2 separate regions of the Homo sapiens genome follow, and region 2 is linked to region 1. Evidence: read pairs that join two places in POLR2A ChIA-PET (ENCODE). Cell type or tissue: GM12878. All regions are shown on one strand. Each heading gives the region's core, and the rest is flanking DNA. Links, peaks and the distances in the headings are about the cores only. Region 1 overlaps FAM174B (family with sequence similarity 174 member B). Region 2 overlaps CHD2 (chromodomain helicase DNA binding protein 2).

Region 1 (9,000 bases), core at 934-4,933:
CCCAGAAAGGCAGGGCTTCTTGAAGTGGGGCTTATAGACCATAGGCAGATTCAAAGAGGTTTTGATTGGCAGTTGCTTGAAAGAGTTAAGCTTTGTCTGAAGACTTGAAGTCAATAGAAAGGAATGCTTGAGTTAAGATAAGGGGGGTTGTGGAGACCAAGGTTCTTGTTATGTAGATGAAGCCTCCAGGTAGCAGGCTTCAGAGAGAATAGATGGTAAATGCCTCTTTTCAGATCTTAAAAGGTGCCAGACTTTTAGTTAATCTCTCCTAGATCCACCAAAGGCCTAGCTGCATTAATGAAGATTCTCTATAGATGCAAAAATTTTCCCACAAAAGATGGCTTTGCAGGGCCATTTCAAACCATGTCACAGACATTTTTGGGTAAAATTTCATTTCCTTCAGGGCCTGCTGTCTGTCATGTGATGCTACACAGAATCAGGTTGGAATTTGGTATCTTATTGCCACAAAGAGCCTTGTTTTGCCAGTCTTATGATCTCTATTTCATTATTAATGCTGGTCATTTGTGCCTAAACTCCAAAAGGGAGGGGTATAATGTGGCGTGTCTGACCTCCTTTCTTGTCTAGGCCTGGAATTTAGTTTTTCAGGTTTCTCTGGGGTCCTCTTGGCCAGGTCTCTTCAACTGGCTGGGGGGCTTAGAATTTTATTTTTGGCTTATGGCTTGAATGATTCTACTTGGCAGATAAGGAGCCGTCCAATCCCACAGGGGAGCCATGTATTAAAAGCAATGCTAGGTAAACTGAGAAAGGATGGGTCAGGGACCAGAATGGTCTGGGAAGGCATGGTGGAGGAGGAGGACGATTAGGACTTGGCAGGATGGGAGGAAGAAGAGGTTCTTCCAGGACCAGATGGGTGAAGCAAGCTTTGCTGAGGGTAGGGTTTGTGAAATCACTTGGAAATTGTGATGTTGATGACAATAATAGCAACTAGTATTTATTAAGCCCTTACTGTGTAACGGACTCTGTGATAAGCATTTTATATGTTTTCCTCACTCCTATGAGTGGTGCACTGTCAGTCCTGTCGACAAAAAGAGTCAAGCTCTGTAAAATATTTAAAGAGATTTATTCTGAGCCAAATATGAGTGGCCACTGGCCCATGACTCAGCCCTCAGGAGATCCTGAGAACATGTGCCCAAGGTGGTTGGGGTACAGCTTAGTTTTATACATATTAGGGAGACATGAGATATCAAATACATGTAAGATGTACATTGGTTTGGTCCAGAAAGGCAGGATAAGTGGAAGGGGGGATAACTTCCAGGCCATAGGTAGATTCACAGATTTTCTGATTGGCAGTTGGTTGAAAGAGTTAAGTTATTGTCTAAAACTTAGAAATGTCTGGGTTAAGATAAGTGGGTGTGGAGACCAAGGTTTTATTATGCAGGCGAAGCCTCCAGGTGGCAGGCTTTGGAGAGAATAGATTGTAAATGTTTCTTGTCAGACTTAGAGGGTCTATCAATAAATCCAAAAGGGAGGAGGGTAGAATCAGGTATGTCCAACCCCCCACCCTTCCCATCATGGCCTGAATTAGTTTTTCGGGTTAGCTTTGGCACTGCTGAGATTCCAAATTGCTGTCAATAGCCTTGCTGAGAGGAGGGGTTCATTCAGATGGTTGGGGGGCTTAGAATTTCAATTTTGGTTTATCATCCCCATTTCACAGATGAGAAAACCAAGGCTCAGTTGTTGAAGTGTCTTGCTCAAGGATGAGCAGCTGGGGAAGGGGAGGAGTCCGCCTCACCCTTCCCATTGCAGCTGGATTTTGGAAGCCAATTCCAGCTGGAGGACTAGGAGATTTGTAGTGGGTGAGAGGAGCAAATGGAGGATTTTAATACAAGAGTGAAGTAATCACAGGGCTTCTCTAGAAATGTTGGTCCAGATCAGGTTGTACCAAGGATTTACCAAGAATGCATGAATAGTGACGTGGCTGGTGTGGGGGGTGCAGGATGTCTGGGGAGACCCGTGGAAGGTGCTGGAAGGACCACTTGGGAGGACTGGAGGCCTGAATGGATGAAGAGGAGAAAGAGGAAAGTGTCAGGCTGTCCTGAAGGGCATAGAGAAGGGGGGCATTGTGAAGGGGGTGACCAGGCAGGGAAAGGGATAGGTTTGGTGAGGAAGAAGAGGACTCACAGGTGAAACTTGCTCATGAAAACTCCAGCCATGCAGCTGGGCCTTGGGGCTGGGTGGAGGGGCATTGGGAGCATCTGCCTAGAAGGAGTGGGTGGTGAGGACTGACATTCCCACCCTCCCCTACCTGGGTGGCAGGGATAAGTGGTACTGAAAGGGCCCCTTACGACATGTGCCCCAAAGCACTGTGACCTCAGAGTTTCCAGGTGGTGGTCAGGTCCCCTGGGTCCACCAAGGGCCCCTCTGGGTCATCTTGCCGCTGTCCTTGACCCCATGGGGCTGCCCCTAGGGGCTACCTTCTCTGCTTTAAACCTCACTTCCCTTCCCTGGCCCCTTATATAAAAACAAAGCAGAACCAACCCTTTGCAAACACACCCGAGAGCTGGAGGAACAGGTCTTGGGGCATTTGCTGTTGCCGGATTTACTGTGTGCTGCTTTTGTCTTGGAAGAGTAAGCATTGGATTTATCCCTCAGGGACTGAGAGAGGGAAAGAGAAACAGGATGGGGAGCAGATGGAGGCTAAACACTTTAGTGTAATGAAGAAAAACCTGAAGACTTGTCATTGAGCTCTTCAGGGTTGTCTGGCCCATGCTGGATGATCCTCTATGAAGCGTAAGCCCCCAGGGGCACGGTCTGTGCTGTGTGCTGCATGCCCATCCTGGGGTCAACCAACAGTGCTAACACTTGGTTAACCCCAATGGGATGGTGCCCAGGAGGTAGAGGAAGCAGCTAGATTATATAAATAATGGTCAATACTCCTTAGTCATGGTTGAACTGTTGGTGAACAGAGATAAGGAAGGATTTAGTGGAACGTGCATATCATTACATCTCTCTGGGCTCATGATTTTGAGCTGAGTTACTAAATATCACTCATGCTTGGCACGTAGGACCTAATGAACCATGGTCAGAGAACCAAGTCAGAGATGGTAAACTGATGGCCTGGGGCTGAAAAATGTGGCCCACAGACATTTGTTTTGTTTTTTGATCTGCACAGTGTTTTAAAAACTAAGATAGTTGAGAACACTTAAAAGTTAGGAGCCTTTATATAAAAATCTAGATTTCCTCCTTCTTTTGACAGGTGGGGATACATGGAAGTGCAAGACCTCTGTTCCGGGGCAGCCGGGCAGGAGCTTGGTGGCTGCCACTCCACCTAGGCTGGGCAGGGTGCCGCTATTTGTGCCTTTTTGACTTGAAGACAGAGTATTGTCCACCACTTGTCACTGTTGTTTGTTCCCTTGTTTAGGTCTCAGCAGTCCTGCTGCTCTGGTTTCTTTTGTCTACAAGGCCTTGGGGCATTTGAGTTATTGACCTGGTATGTTGAGCCATGGTGCTTGACTGGTGACTGGGTGCTGGGTGCTGGAACTGAGGGGCTGCAGCGTGGTGGGGAGGGGGTGCCCTAGGACAGGGGTGAGGCGAGGGTGCATCCAGGGTCTCCCCAGCCTCTGTGTTGGGGAGGGTTCTGCCGGAGCTGGATGGTGTTGGAGCTTGGCTGCTGGAGATCTGGAGGCTCTTGCTGCACTAGAGGAAAATGCTTTTGCCTCATGTGACTTATTTGTCTGAAGTGGCCCATCTGCAGTGGAGTAAGATGAGATTTCTATCACACCGGTGTTTGCCTCTCAGTGGCTTGTCGAAAATGCTCTAGGTGGAAGGTGTCGGGTGGAGCTCAGAGGGCTGTGCCCAGGGCAGAAAGGGAGGTAGGCTGGTTATTGGGAATGTGTCTTGGTGGCAGGCCATGGTGGTGAGACCCTGGCTAGCCTGTTGATTGTCCAGGGGCCTCCAACACCTGCTTCCTTACAGGGTGGGGCAGAGGCTAGGGCTGAAGAGTGGGTTCTGAGTCATGTTCTTCATTTCTTCAAGTGTAGCTGGTTTTCTGGGGGAAGCTCTGTTACTTCTTATGTCCTGAGGAGGAGGTGCAGCGTAGAGCTCAGAGGGTAAAAGCGAAACAGGTCTGTGTCCTCAGAGCATTGGAGGGACCGCTTGGCTCAGGGTCGCCTGCTAGTCCTCCTGTCTACACTGGCGGCACCTGTGTGCTTCAGTCTTCCTCTCCCATGATCCATTTTCATTTTCTTGATTACTTTTTCCAAATGTCAGAGTTCACGTGTGCTGTTCATTGACAAGTAATATGGTTTTGGCAGAACGCTGGTCCTTGGGCTACAGAACTACTTTAGTGGGCTTAAAAATGGAAACAGCCCACTATTTCCATTTCCTCCAGGTGGAGGAAAGGTTTGAGTCACTGAGTTTGGGTTCTGAAGTCACCAGGATAGCCGGGCAAAGCCACATGGAGTCAGCCATGGGTGGGCCCTGGGAGAAGGGTCTCCTGCCAGAGGGGCAGCCTGACACAGACTTACTCCATTTCAAAATTTATTTTAATGATTTACATTGAATTGTATTTATATACTTGGTTTTAAATTAGGTCATATATTCACATGGTTCAAAATTCACAAAGAACAAAAGAGCATATAGCAAAAAGTATTCTTACCTTTTAGCCACACAGTTTTCTTCACTTTGTGTTGTCAATTTCTTGTCAAATCTTTCCAGGGAGATTTTATAAATATAGAAGCAAGTGAGTGTAATATATACATGCATACACACACACACACACACACACACACACACACATTCCTTCCCTATTTCTTATAATGACTTTGGTGAGATATAACTTATATACTATATTCACTCATTTAAAGTGTCCAACCCAGCCAGGCATGGTGGCTCATGCCTGTAATCCTAGCACTTTGGGGGCCAAGATGGGAGGATTGCTTGATGCCAGGAGTTTGGACCAGCCTGGTCAACATAGCCAGACCCCACCTCTCTTAAAAAAAAAAAACAAATAAAGTGTCCAACTCAATGGTTTTTAGTATATTTACAGAGTTGTGCATCTATCACTGAAATCAATTTTAGAATACATTCATCACTCCAGACTGAAACCATGAATCCATAGTAGTTAATCTCTATGTGTCTCTGAATTTTCTTTCTGTGTATAGATTTCCCTTTTCTGGTCTTTCATATACATGGGACCATACAATGTGTGGTCTTTTGTGAATAGCTTATTTTATTTAGTACAGTGTTTTCAGGGTTCATCTATGTGTGGCATGTGTCATTTCTTTTTATTGCCGTTATGTTCCATCGAATGGGTATACCATCTTTTATTTACCCATTCATCAATAGATAGATATTGTAGTAGCCTGTTCTCAGGGGCTGCTATAAGGAACTGCCTGAGACTGGGAAATTTATGAAGGAAAGAGGTTTAATTGCCTCACAGTTAAACCTGCATGGCAGGAGAGGCCTCAGGGAACTTATAATCATGGCGGAAGAGGAAGCAAACATGTCCTCATGGTGGCAGGAGAGAGAAGTGCAAAGTGGATTGGGGAAAATCCCCTTATAAAACCATCAAATCTTGTGAGAACTCACTATCATGAGAACAGCATGGGGGAACCACCCCCATAATCTAATCACCTCCCACAAGGTCCCTCTCACAACACATGGGGATTATGGGAACTACAATTCAAGATGAGCTTTGGGTGGGGACACAGCCAAACCATATCAGGTATTTAAGTTGTTTCCTTTTTGGGGCTATTATGAATAATGCTGCTCTGAACAAGTATATGAGTTTTTGTGTGGACATGTATTTTGATGGCTCTTGGGAATATACACCTAGGAGTGGAATTGCTGGGTCATATGATAACTCCATGTTTAACCTTTTGACAAACTGCCAAATGGTTTTCCAAATTGCTGTACTAGTTTACATCTCACTAGAAGTGTATGAGGGTTATGATTTCTTATATCCTCACCAACATTTGTTATTGTCTGTCTTTTTGCTTATAGCCATCCTAAGGTATAAAGTGGTATCTCGTTGTGTGTTTAATTTGCAATGCATTGATGGCTAGTCATGTTGACCTTGTTTGCCTTCGTGTATTGTGCATTTGTAAATCTTCTTTTGAGAACTGTCTATTCAGGTCTTTTGCCCATTTTACATTGGGTTATTTGTCTTTTTATTATTGATGGGTAAGAGTTCTTCATATATTCTACATAAAAATACTTTGATCAGATGTATAGTTTGCAAGTGATTCCTCCCATTCTATGGGGGTGTCTTTTCACTTTCTTGATTATATTCTTTGAAGCACAAAAGTTTTAAATTTTGATGAGTCCAATTTATCTAGTTTTTTCTTTTGTTGCTTTTGCTTCTGGTGTCATATTTAATAAGCCATTGTCTAATCTAGTGTCGCAAAGATTTATGCTATTTTTTTCTAAAAATTTAGCTCTTACATATAAGTCTTACATACTTATATGTAAGTTCCATTTTGAGGTAATTTTTGTATATTGTGTGAGTTAATTTTTTTAGATGATTTATAGGAGTCCAACTTTATTCTTTTGCATGTGGATATCTTTTCTATCTCTTACACATACACTATGCTTTTTACCTTGCTTTATAAAAATATCTTGTGTGTCTGAGTGGTTATTCCTAAAAAGCTCTTCATTCATTTATATAGGTGCTTAGTGTTCATTATATGGATGTAACATAATTTATTTAATCAGTCTTCTGTTAATGGGCATGTAGGTGTCATTTCACACATGTGGAAACATACCTGTAGGACAAATTCCTAGAAATGGAATTGCCGACTAAGGGCTATACCTTTTGTAACTGATGGATATTGTCACACTGCTCTCTGTATATGTTGTAACAATTTACATGTCCACAAACAAGTAATGAGAGAGTGTTTCTGTACATCCTTGCCAACAGTGTGTTTTCAGACATTTCTATTTTTGCTAAATTAATAGGTGAAAAATTGAATCTCTGTGAAGATCAAAATTACATTTATCTTATTGAAAGTGAGATTGGACATTTTTTCATAGTTAAGAATGCGGAGCCATTTAGGTTTGTGTGTGTGTGTGTGTGTGTGAACTGCCTGTGTTATGTTCTTTACCAGTTTTTCAATTAGATTATTGATCTTTTTTATTGGTTTTTAGGGACTATATATATATTAAGGAGATTAAATTTTAAAACATTTATAATATGTTAGCCAGGCGCGGTGGCTCATGCCTGTAATCCCAGCACTTTGGGAGGCTGAGGCGGGTGGATCACTTGAGGTCAGGAGTTCAAAACCAGCCTAGCCAACATGGTGAAACCCCATCTCTACTAAAAATACAAAAATTGGCTGAGTGTGGTGGTGTGTGCCTGTAATCCCAGCTACTTGGGAGGCTGAGGCAGGATAAACACTTTAACCTGGGAGGCAGAGGTTGCAGTGAGCCAAAATCATGCCACTGCACTCCTGGGTGACAGAGTGAGACTGTGTCTTAAAAAAAAACAAAAACCAAAAAACAAAAACCAAAATTTATGATGAGTTGGAAATAGTTCTCCCAGTATATCATTTCCTTTGACTTTTTTTTTTTTTTTTTTTTTTTTTTTTTTTTGAGATGGAGTCTCACTTTGTCATCCAGGCTGTAGTGCAGTGGCACGATCTCCACTCACTGCAACCTATGTCTCATGGGCTCAAGCAATTCTCTTGCCTCAGCCTCCCGAATAGCTGGGATGACAGGTGCCCACCACCATGCCCGGCTAATTTTTGTATTTTTGGTAGAGATGGGGTTTCACCATGTTAGCTAGGCTGGTCTCGAACTCCTGACCTCAGGTGATCTGCCCACCTCAGCCTCCCAAAGTGCTGGGATTACAAGTGTGAGCCACTGCTCCCCGCCTATTTACCTTGACTTTAAGACATTTTTATGTGTTTACATTTATCATCCTTTTTTAAAAAAATGGATTTTGGATTTCTCCCATGTTTTCTTCTAGTACTTCTATGGTTTTATTTTCTACATTTAAGTCTGATCCGTCTAATTTATGCTGATACAAAGTGTGAGATATGGGTGGTTATCAACAAAATATTTAATGAGTTACCTTTTTCTCACTCATTTGAAATGCCATCTTTATCCTATACTAGATTCCAGTGTGTATTTGGGTGTATTTCTGGACTTTCTATTCTGCTATAGCATCTGATTGTTAGTGTGGGATGCCACTGTGTATTAGTCTGTTCTTGCACTGCTATAAAGAAATACCTGAGACTGGGTATTGGCTAATGGTTCAGCATGCTGTACAGGAAGCATAGCAGCTTCTGCTTCTGGGGAGGCCTCAGGAAGCTTCCAATCATGGTGGAAGGCAAAGGGGAGCAGGCACTCACATGGTGGGAGCAGGAGCAAGAGAAAGAGCAAGGCGGGAGGTATCACCCACTTTTAAACCACCAGATCTCTCAGGCACTCACCCACTCACTATCATAAGAACAGCGCGAAGAGGATGGTGCCAAACCGTTCATGAAGGCCCACCCCCATGATCCAGTCACCTTCCACCAGGCCCCACCTCCAGCACTGGGGATTACAGTTCAACATGAGATTTGGTTGGGGACACAGTTCCAAACCTTATCACACTGTGTTCAGTTATTGTAGTTTTACAGCATGTTTTACTAATCTAACTCCTTTATAGAATTTTCATGGCTATTCCATTCTTGCTGCTTCTCCCATCCTCATGAATTTTGGAATCAGCTCATTTAGATCCCCAGCAGAAATTGGTCGGTATCTTACTGCATTTCACTGAGCTTGCAGATTAATTTAGATGGCTTGAAATCTTTATGAGATTGAAACTTCCTAGTCAGAGGCGCAGCGTGCCCTCCTTCTGTTGACACAAGCTTGTTTTGGTTGCTTTTGGTTATCGCGGGAGCTGGCTGGCAACCAAAAGAACTTGCAGGGGCACCTCTGGGTCCTGAGAAGTGTCTGTTGAATGCCGAGTCGTAGGGTTGGGGCACATCCAGAGGTCCGAGGTGAGTTCCTACCCTCTTGTTGGAGTGTGAAGGGCTCATGTTGTGGAGTGTGATG
Region 2 (9,022 bases), core at 4,697-8,696, 290 kb before region 1:
CACAGCATGTTGTTCATGATAGTATCTCTTTGGTGGGCAAACTGGAAATAGCTATCAAACTATTTTACTTGTAGGAATTAACAGTTTTACTTGTAGGAATTAATCCTATTGATATACACCTAAACAGGCATAATAAAGTATTCACTATAGCATTATTTGCAACAACAAAACATTAAGAAAACTCTAAATATTCTTCAACTGGAAACTAAACAGTACCATGTACTCATAGAAAAAAAAAAAGAGTTTTTTGTATACTAATACGAAAGGATTTCCAGGATAAAGAAACCTACAGAACAAGCAGCAGAGGATGCTATTATCTGTGTGAAGAAAGTAAAGCACAAGAAGTAACTATACATAAGTTTTTACTGTATGTGTATAAAATATACCTGGAATACTACCTGAGAGACTGTGTGCCCTATCACAGAATTAACTTGGACAGACCAGGGAGATGGCCAGGATTGAAAGCCACAGTCTAGAAGCTCACCTAAGGAAATCCCCAAATATTCCATCAGTGATAAAAAGGTGAAAGAAGTCAGAGAGGGAGAGAAATGGATACTCATGATCACATTTATTATCTCTTTCTCTCATACCTCCCATACCTTTCTCATAACCAAACCTAAACAGATGATCAACGATGTAATAAATAATGAGCAAAATTCTAAAAGACAGAACTGGCGTGACAGTTCTGAGATAAACTTATTAAGCTGAGATAAAATAAGATAAAATTCAGTTGACAAATTCCCCTGCTGGTGTTGGGGGGTAAGTACAATGTCCTAGGCCAGAGGTTGGCAAACTTTTTCTGTAAATGGCCAGAGAGTAAATATTTTAGGCTCTGCCAGCCAAGAGGCAAAATGGGGACCAATGTATAGGTCCTTACATAATGAAAGAAAATAAATTTTCACAAATTTTTTTAAATAATTCAAAATGAAATAATCAGGTACATTTACTGCAATATATATCTACTAATGAGAACAGAATTGTTTTTGAGGGGATAACATTTCACTTAATTGGAGTTCAAATTTAGTGCTCTCTATCCTTAAACTGTAAATTAGAAATGTTCATCTATAAAAACTATTCTTAGCTCACAGGCCATATGAAAATAGGTGGTGGATGAAATTTGGCCCAAAGGGCATAGTTTGCTGAGTCCATTCTAAGCAATACTACAAGGAGGTAATTTTCCCTGGGGCCTGTCTTCTGACTCCCTTTTCCTGTCATCACTATCTTAGGCTGCCATCTGTCTTATCAAAAATTAGCATAATTTGCTGCTATTTCAGCCTACCTCCTTCTCTACACAATCAGATTATTTGTTTAATGTTATATAGATTTTATGAACAAGGTAATAAACCACTCAAGTATGCTTTAAGCCAGGCAAACAGTGTTTTAAACAATTTGTTCTCCCAAAAAGAGACTGTACCCTGGCCAAACATATAAGGAGTTTTACTAAAAGCGGAAGACATGTTTGCCCCACGATAGCCAGTCTGCGAAGAAAGAAGCAGTAAGACCTGCAATGTAGGCTGGCTGAAAGTGAACCACAGATATCTAAAACGCAGAATCAAAACACAATGCATCTCATTAAAGCTCTCATTTCAGCACGACATTATCCTTCCCAATCTACAGCAGATTAAGCTCATCCCAAGTAGAGATCTTAAGCAAACAGTGCACCTTCTGGGGACAGGTCTTCTGGCTTTTACTTTTTTTTGTTCTGGCTCACTCTCTGCACTGGTGCCTTGTTCCTGTTCATCTTCTGAGGGTTCCTGTTTCCATTTTTCTCTGTGATCAAAAGCAAAACAAAGTAATTTTTTTCTAAAAGAATCCTTCAAGATAAATAATCCGACAAAACCAATTTCAATTTTACTATCCAAAGGGCAGAACATGCACATTTTAGACATGCTAAAAGAGATTCTAGCTCCATTTAAACTTGAATTGTGATCCTTCCTGGACTACATAATATCGATTCCTATTTTATCTCCAGTAACAAAAATAAATAAAAATGGATATATATGTACTTTTTTCATTTACTACTCTTATTGACAAGATTGAAACCATAACATGCACAAGATCAGTGCTTCCAAAATTTTAAAATGTTATCAGGACCACCTAAAGGGCTTGTTAAAAAAGATTTCTGGGCCAAGTGAGATGGTCCATGCCTGTAATCTCAGCACTTTGGGAGGCCAAGGTGGGAGTTTCACTTGAGTCCAGGAGCTCAAGACCAAGCTGAGCAATACAAGACACCTCTCCAGAAAAATTAAAGTTAAAATTTTAAAATTGAGCCAGGCCTGGTGGAGCATGTCTACAGTCCTAGTTACTAAGGAGGCTGAGGAGGCGGAAGGATCACTTGAACCCAGGAGTTTGAGGTTGCAGTCAGCTGTGATTTTGCCACTGTACTCCACCCTAGGCGGTTAAGAGTGAAACCCTGCCCCTATCTGCCCCTCCTCCATCAAAAAAAAAAAGATTTCTGGGCCCTAGTCAGAGCTCCTGATGCAGTAGGTCTCAGTTGAGGCCTAAAAAATATGAATTTCAACAAATTCAAGTAATGCTGATACTGGGTAGAAACTCTGAGAACCACTATACTAGATATTTTAAGTCTCTAGAATACATTTAAGGAAACAGTCCCTAAAATTATTTTTCAACAATAAACCTATCATATAACTAATCTGTTCAGCTAAAGATGTAGTTTTTAATAATTATTAGATACAGTAGATGTTCCTTTGCTCCTTGAATTCTTAGAAGGCTTGAAAGAGCCATAACCTACAGGCGTCCTACTATCCCAAACAGTTTTAGTTTACTTGAAAATCCAACAAGATATTGCAGGGACCCCACTCATTTCTCACCTACAGAGAAGAGGGAAGAAACATGTAATAGCTGCTAGGCATGAAATACCTAGGAAAAAACTGACAGGCAAGTGCCTGGGGCTTCTCTGTAAATCAAACAATTACCAATTTGCCTATGGGTCACTTTATAGGGAATGAGGTCATACTAAAGACAACAGCTACAACAAGACAAATGTCAAATCAATATTCTTCATGGGAGAACAGGTCAAGTAATGGTGAAAGCTTATTGAAAGGAGGTGGCTGATGTGCAGATTGAGAACCTTCCTAAAAGCTACAACGGTCACCCTAAACCTGAATTGGTGGAGACCTTAGGGGGAAAAAACAACAATTCAGGCCTTCCACGGACGGTCAGTGGAGCAATTTTATGAATATTATTCAACTTCTACTAGCACTGCGTGTTTCCATATGCATTTCCCCAGTAGATGGGTCCTTGTACACCAAGACTTTTTGTTCGTCTTTGTACCAGAGTTTAGCCAAAGTCAGGCAAATGGAGATGTTTCTTTGTTAGGTTAAAAAAAAAAAAATCAATGAAAGAATGCGCAATTAGTCTATCAGTCAGACGGGTAGGGGTGCTTCTGGTAAGACAGAAAGGCCTGTTAGTATTGCCTAATATCCTTCAGTCTCTTTAAAACAAAGACCTTCGTATATACACTCTGGACACTGGTCTAATTCTGCTTCCCCGGAGCATAGTACAATAAATGTTTGCTAAGAATCCAAGGAATATAAGGTGATCACCAGGAAGGAAGAAAGGAAGATGTTTACAGTAAGTGGGAGACCAGCATGAGTCTGCAGTCTCCCTCAGACCAAGTCCACAACAGTTTACCCCTCAGAGGGGGCTTACACAGTCAAACTGGAGAGAAGTAGAAGCATGCTTGAAGGAATATGAACAGCTAGTCCTTCAGATAAGAAAGATTCACCAATAAATTCTAATTACCATATCTCCCCCAGGAATTGAGAACCTAAACCAGGGCCACCAATGAGGTCCACTTCTATAAGTATAGCAGACAGCAAACACAGAGAATGGATGTGTTGAGGCTAGAGTTTTCCAGTTAGATTACAGATTTACAGACTTATGAACAACCAGGAGGACTTAGAATCTCCCAATATAAGAATGCAAAAAAGGTCGGGCGCGGTGGCTCACGCCTGTAATCCCAGCACTTTGGGAGGCCGAGGCGGGCGGATCACGAGGTCAGTAGATTGAGACCATCCTGGCTAACGTGGTGAAACCCCGTATCTACTAAAAATACAAAACAATTAGCCAGGCGTGGTGGCGGGCGCCCGTAGTCCCAGCTACTCTGGAGGCTGAGGCAGGAGAATGGCGTGAACCCGGGAGGTGGAGCTTACAGTGGGCCGAGATCGGGCCACTGCACTCCAGCCTAGGTGACAAAGCGAGACTCTGTTCTCAAAAAAAAAAAAAAGAAAGAAAGAAAGAAAAAAAAAACTTAGCAAATCAACTAGTCCAAAGTTCTCCTCCCAGAGAAGGAAACTGAAGTGCAGTGAGGAAATGAGTTGCTTGGCCATATCACCAACCCTCAGCCCTGCTACTTTCAATCATAACTCACTGAGGACCAAAGAATCAGGAAACATTAAAGCCAGGCTTACACGTCCTGGGAGTATTTGAAAAACTCAAGGTTTAAAAGGCCTAAGTGTGTGTGTATGTATATTTGAAATTGGTTGGATTCTTTCACGTTTTCTTTTCATTTTCAAGAACGAGAAAAAAGATAGTAAGGACCAGCAATACTAAGTCACTGTGAAGAATGGGTGAAGTGAAAAAAGTGACTGAGCTGTTACAAAGAAATTACTTCCCAACCCTACAGATGTATAAGGCTCTCCCACATGTGAAACTGCTGTCCTCTCCTACATTACTGGCCTCTTATAAAATGCAAATCTTATCAAGACTCCACCACTAAGCCATACATTGTAAGTCAGTCTACAATAAAGAATAGTTTAAGATATGAGATCGTGAGCAAAAAATGTCTATCAAAGGAAACTTACAATATCCAGCTTTAGAGGCCATTAACAGAGTCCCCCCTAGATACTGTAAAAACACATAATTCAACTAAATTTTTCCCGAAATTTTGAGAACTAGGGAGAAAAATACCAAGATTTAGCCAAGAGGCCCCAAGGCAATGTAAATAGACATGGAAAAAGTCAAAATGCAATTTAAATGTGTATAGTTTTCTTCCTTTATTGGGAAAAGGTGGTTGGCTAGACACAAATCCTAAGACAGACAAATCAAATCTAATCAACTGTAAAGTAGGAAATGAACAAAAGCTACTTTTAAATATAATGAGCCAGAACTTTGACCAAGAGTTGGTAAGGCTTGCTATTAACTGTCTGTAAAAAAGAAAACTCCTTTTTCCTCCACTTAGAAGACATCTGGAAGAGGGAAGTAGCTACTTTTGTTTCCTCAGTCTTCAGTAGATTTCCCCAAGAAAGCATGCTTTTGAAAAAAAAATTCCAATGATCAACAGAAATCTGAGGCTAATAGGGATTCCCTTCCACTGTGTTACAGGTATGTGACAATCTCCAATTCAAAACACTGGAAAAGGGCCGGGCACAGTGGCTCATGCCTGTAATCCCAACACTTTGGGAGGCCATGGTGGGAGGATGGCTTGAACCAAGGAGTTCAAGGCCAGCCTGGGCATCAGAGTGAGACCCAGCCTTTACAAAAAATTAAGAAATTAGCTTGGTGTGGTGGTGTGCGCCTGCAGTCCCAACTACTCAGGAGGCTAAGGTGGGAGAATCACTTGAGCCCAGGAGGTCAAAGCTGCAGTGAGCTGTGAATGTGCTACTGCACTGCACTCCCACCTGGTAAGAATAAAACGCCGTCTCAAAAACAAAAACAAAACAAAACCACCAGGACCAGAAGTCAACAAAAATCTTATACAACACTGCGCAATTTGGATAACATTAAGAGGTAATGCATGAAAAAAAGAGTTTAATCAAAACAGCATCTGAGTTGGTTAAAAAAAGTTCAATGTTTTGTTTGTTTGTATGACTCTAAGTCAGAGATTACAATCTCAAATACTCACAGGGGCCAGATGAGAACTGCAAACAAGGCAAAATGGAGAACTCCTGGTCCATCACTGTTACATAAGCCAGCATTACCAAATTTTCTCAAAAGAAGCTAAAAACACAGATTGTTATGCACTCTCAATTAAATGATGCTAACTAATTTAAAAATATTTTAAATATTGTGCAGGTCCATTGTGCTGTATAACTTCTTCTAAGCTTTAAAAGTATGAATACAGCTGGATGTGGTTGTACGTGCCTACAGTCCCAGCTACTGGGGAGACTGAAGCAAGAGGATCACTTGAGCTCAGGAGTTCAAGGTTGCAGTGAGCTATGGCCACACATGTGCACCAATAGAGGAAGACCCTGTCTCTTTAACTTAAAAAAAAAAAAAAAAAGGGGCCGGGCGCGGTGGCTCATCTTATAAGCCCAGCACTTAGGGAGGCTGAGGCGGGTGGATCACCTGAGGTCAGGAGTTCAAGACCAGCCTGGGCAACATGGTGAAACCCCATGTCTATTAAAAATACAAAAATCAGCTGGGCACAGTGGCGCATGCCTGTAATCCCAGCTACTCAGGAGGATGAGGCAGGAGAATCACTTGAGTCACAGTGAGCTGAGATTGCGCCATCGTACTCCAGCCTGGGCGACAGAGCGAGAGTCCATCCCAAAAAATAAAAACCTAATACAAATCGTGACGGGGTAATTGGTCTCTTCGTAATTCTGCAAAGAACACAGTCCCTTGCAAGACTGCATTCTTCAAAAACATCAATGTCCTAAAAGCAAAAGAAGGCTGTGAAAGTGCTCCCAATTAAAGAAATCAGACATGTCCTTTGTAAGGACATGGATGAAGCTAGAAACCATCATTCTGAGCAAACTATCGCAAGGACAGAAAACCAAACACCGCACGTTCTCACTCATAGGTGGGAATTGAACAATGAGAACACTTGGACACAGGGTGGGGAACATCACACACTGTGGCCTGTCATGGGGTGGGGGGGAGGGGGAAGGGTCAGCATTAGGAGATATACCTAATGTAAATGACGAGTTAACGGGTGCAGCACACCAACATGACACATGTATACATATGTAACAAACCTGCACATTGTGCACATACACCCTAGAACTTAAAGTACAATTAAAAAAAAAAAAAAAGATGTGCAACTAATTGTATGTAACTGACCCTAAACTAGATCCTGTAGTAGAGATGGAAAAATATTATGAAAGACTTTATTGGGTTAATTGACAAAACTGAAATATGAATCAGACAAAAGTACATCAGCAGCCAGGTGCGGTGGCTCAAGCCTGCAATCCCAGCACTCTGGGAGGCCAAGACAGGCTGATAACGAGGTCAAGAGACTGAGACCATCCTGGCCAACATGGTGAAACCCCGTCTCTATTAAAAATAGAAAAAATTAGCTGGACGTGGTGGCGCACGCCTGTAGTCCCAGCTACTCGGGAGGCTAAGGCAGGAGAATTGCTTGAACCCCGGAGGCGGAGGCTGCAGTGAGCCGAGATTGCGCCACTGTACCCCAGCCTGGCGACAAAGCCAGACTGCGTCTCAAAAAAAAAAAAAAAAAAGTACGTCAGCAATGTTTTAAATCTAAGTTGAATCTGTACTGTACTGTGCTTATAAAAGAGAAAATCCTTATTTTTAAGAAATACACCTTACATATTTAAGGTAAAGGGATAAAAGGTAAAATTTTATGAATTTTAGTCTCAAATAGTTCATAAAAAACATTATGTTTGTATATATATAAATATACACAGGCTGGGTGCAGTGGCTCACGTATGCTAATCCCAACACTTTTGGAGAGCAAGGTGAGAGGATAACTTGAGGCCAGGAGTTTGAGAACAGCCAGGGCAACGTAGTGAGACCTCTATGTCTACAAAAATACAAAATCAGGCATGGTGGTGCACGCCTGTCGTCCCAGCTACTTGGGAGGCTGAGGTAGGAGGATCACTTGAGCTCAGGAGATTGAGGCTGCAGAGAGCCAAGGTTGCACCACTGCACTCTAGCCTAGGTGACAGAGCAAGACCCTCTCTCTTAAATAAACAGCACCCATAATAATAAAGCAAATGGAGGAAAAATGGTAATCTGGGTAAAGTATATAAGGTGTCCTTTGTACTGCACTTTTATTCTTGCAACTTTCCTAAAGTTTGGAATTAATTTTTTTAAACCAATTTTACAAAATGGTCCCTTTTTAAAAACTCTAAAATGTGTGAATAAAATCTGCAGGGTTTCAGAAAAGCATTTCTTTGTGCCAATATTTCAAACCTTTCACTCTCTGAGTGAGTCTGAATTCTGAAATGCATGTGACCACACATTAGGTTATGTTACACTTGCTCAGCTTGGATCACAGAAGGCTCCTAAAGTGCCTTGCAACTTGAGTGTCAGCAGCTACAAGACCTCCCCTAATTAATCTTTCAGGAATCTCAACTGGTGACTCAGGAGAAGAGCTCTCTGTAAATCCACAATACTCACCAGCTGGCCAGAGAATAGCAGAAACGAAGGCTAGCCCAGTGCCCAAACACAGGAACATGAGGGGAACTATCTCAGCCCAAGGCAGTTCCTATGAACAGCCCTAGGGTAGGGAAGCAATATGAAAAAGAAGACAGATCCCACTCTGCAAGGAACTAAGAGGTTCTACTCAGGAAAAGAAAGGTCCATATATGCTACTGAAGGTTGCCAACTTTGGGGAATTCTTAAGACTGATAAGTGGCGGGGCACAGTGGCTCACACCTGTAATCCTAGGAGACCGAGGCTGGAGGACTGCTTGAGCTCAGGAGGTTGAAACCAGCCTGAGAAACATAGTGAGACCCCATCTATACAATAAATTTTTAAAAACTTAGCTGGGCATGATAGCACATGCCTGTAGTCCCAGCTACTCGAGTGGCTTAGGTGGGTCAATTAAGTCCAGCAAGCCAAGGCTGCAGTGAGCTGAGATCAAGCCACTGCACTCCAGCCTGAGCAACAGAGTGAGACCCTGTCTCAAAACAAAACAAAACAAAAAGGCTGACAAGACTATGAGCCAGTAACCAGAGTAAGCGCAATGTATTATACAGTGACTGAAAAAAACGCTGGCTTCTGCACACACAAATAAGGCCATTAAAATAGGAAGTCAAGAATTCAAGCATAGCACCATTTAACTTGCAGTCAAGAGACCAAAGGAATGTAG

The links. ChIA-PET counts read pairs that join two places held together with the same protein. Peaks named below come from ENCODE experiments on the same cell type or tissue, not always from the same donor. Only the 100,000 strongest peaks of a DNase experiment are listed, where the experiment ranks them.
Region 2: POLR2A ChIA-PET joins it to region 1 with 7 read pairs; 3 of 35 experiments call an interaction of 5 or more read pairs at or near these places.

What each region holds. Positions count from the first base shown.
Region 1 is chr15:92,639,103-92,648,102 of GRCh38, reverse strand. The region is part of intron 1 of FAM174B (family with sequence similarity 174 member B); the gene reads left to right. Among named protein-coding and RNA genes, the nearest start is that of FAM174B, 12 kb to the left of the region's middle. RefSeq lists enhancers at 1-578, 2,919-3,698, 3,960-4,079, 3,699-4,479, 8,374-8,473. In GM12878, for the core only: no CTCF peak of the experiment used is centred there; no DNase peak of the experiment used is centred there; H3K4me3 peaks cover 367 bases; H3K27ac peaks cover 1,446 bases.
Region 2 is chr15:92,930,266-92,939,287 of GRCh38, reverse strand. It overlaps CHD2 (chromodomain helicase DNA binding protein 2), which reads right to left. Exons shown (of 39, transcript NM_001271.4): 6 at 1,663-1,770. Among named protein-coding and RNA genes, the nearest start is that of MIR3175, 30 kb to the right of the region's middle. In GM12878, for the core only: no CTCF peak of the experiment used is centred there; no DNase peak of the experiment used is centred there.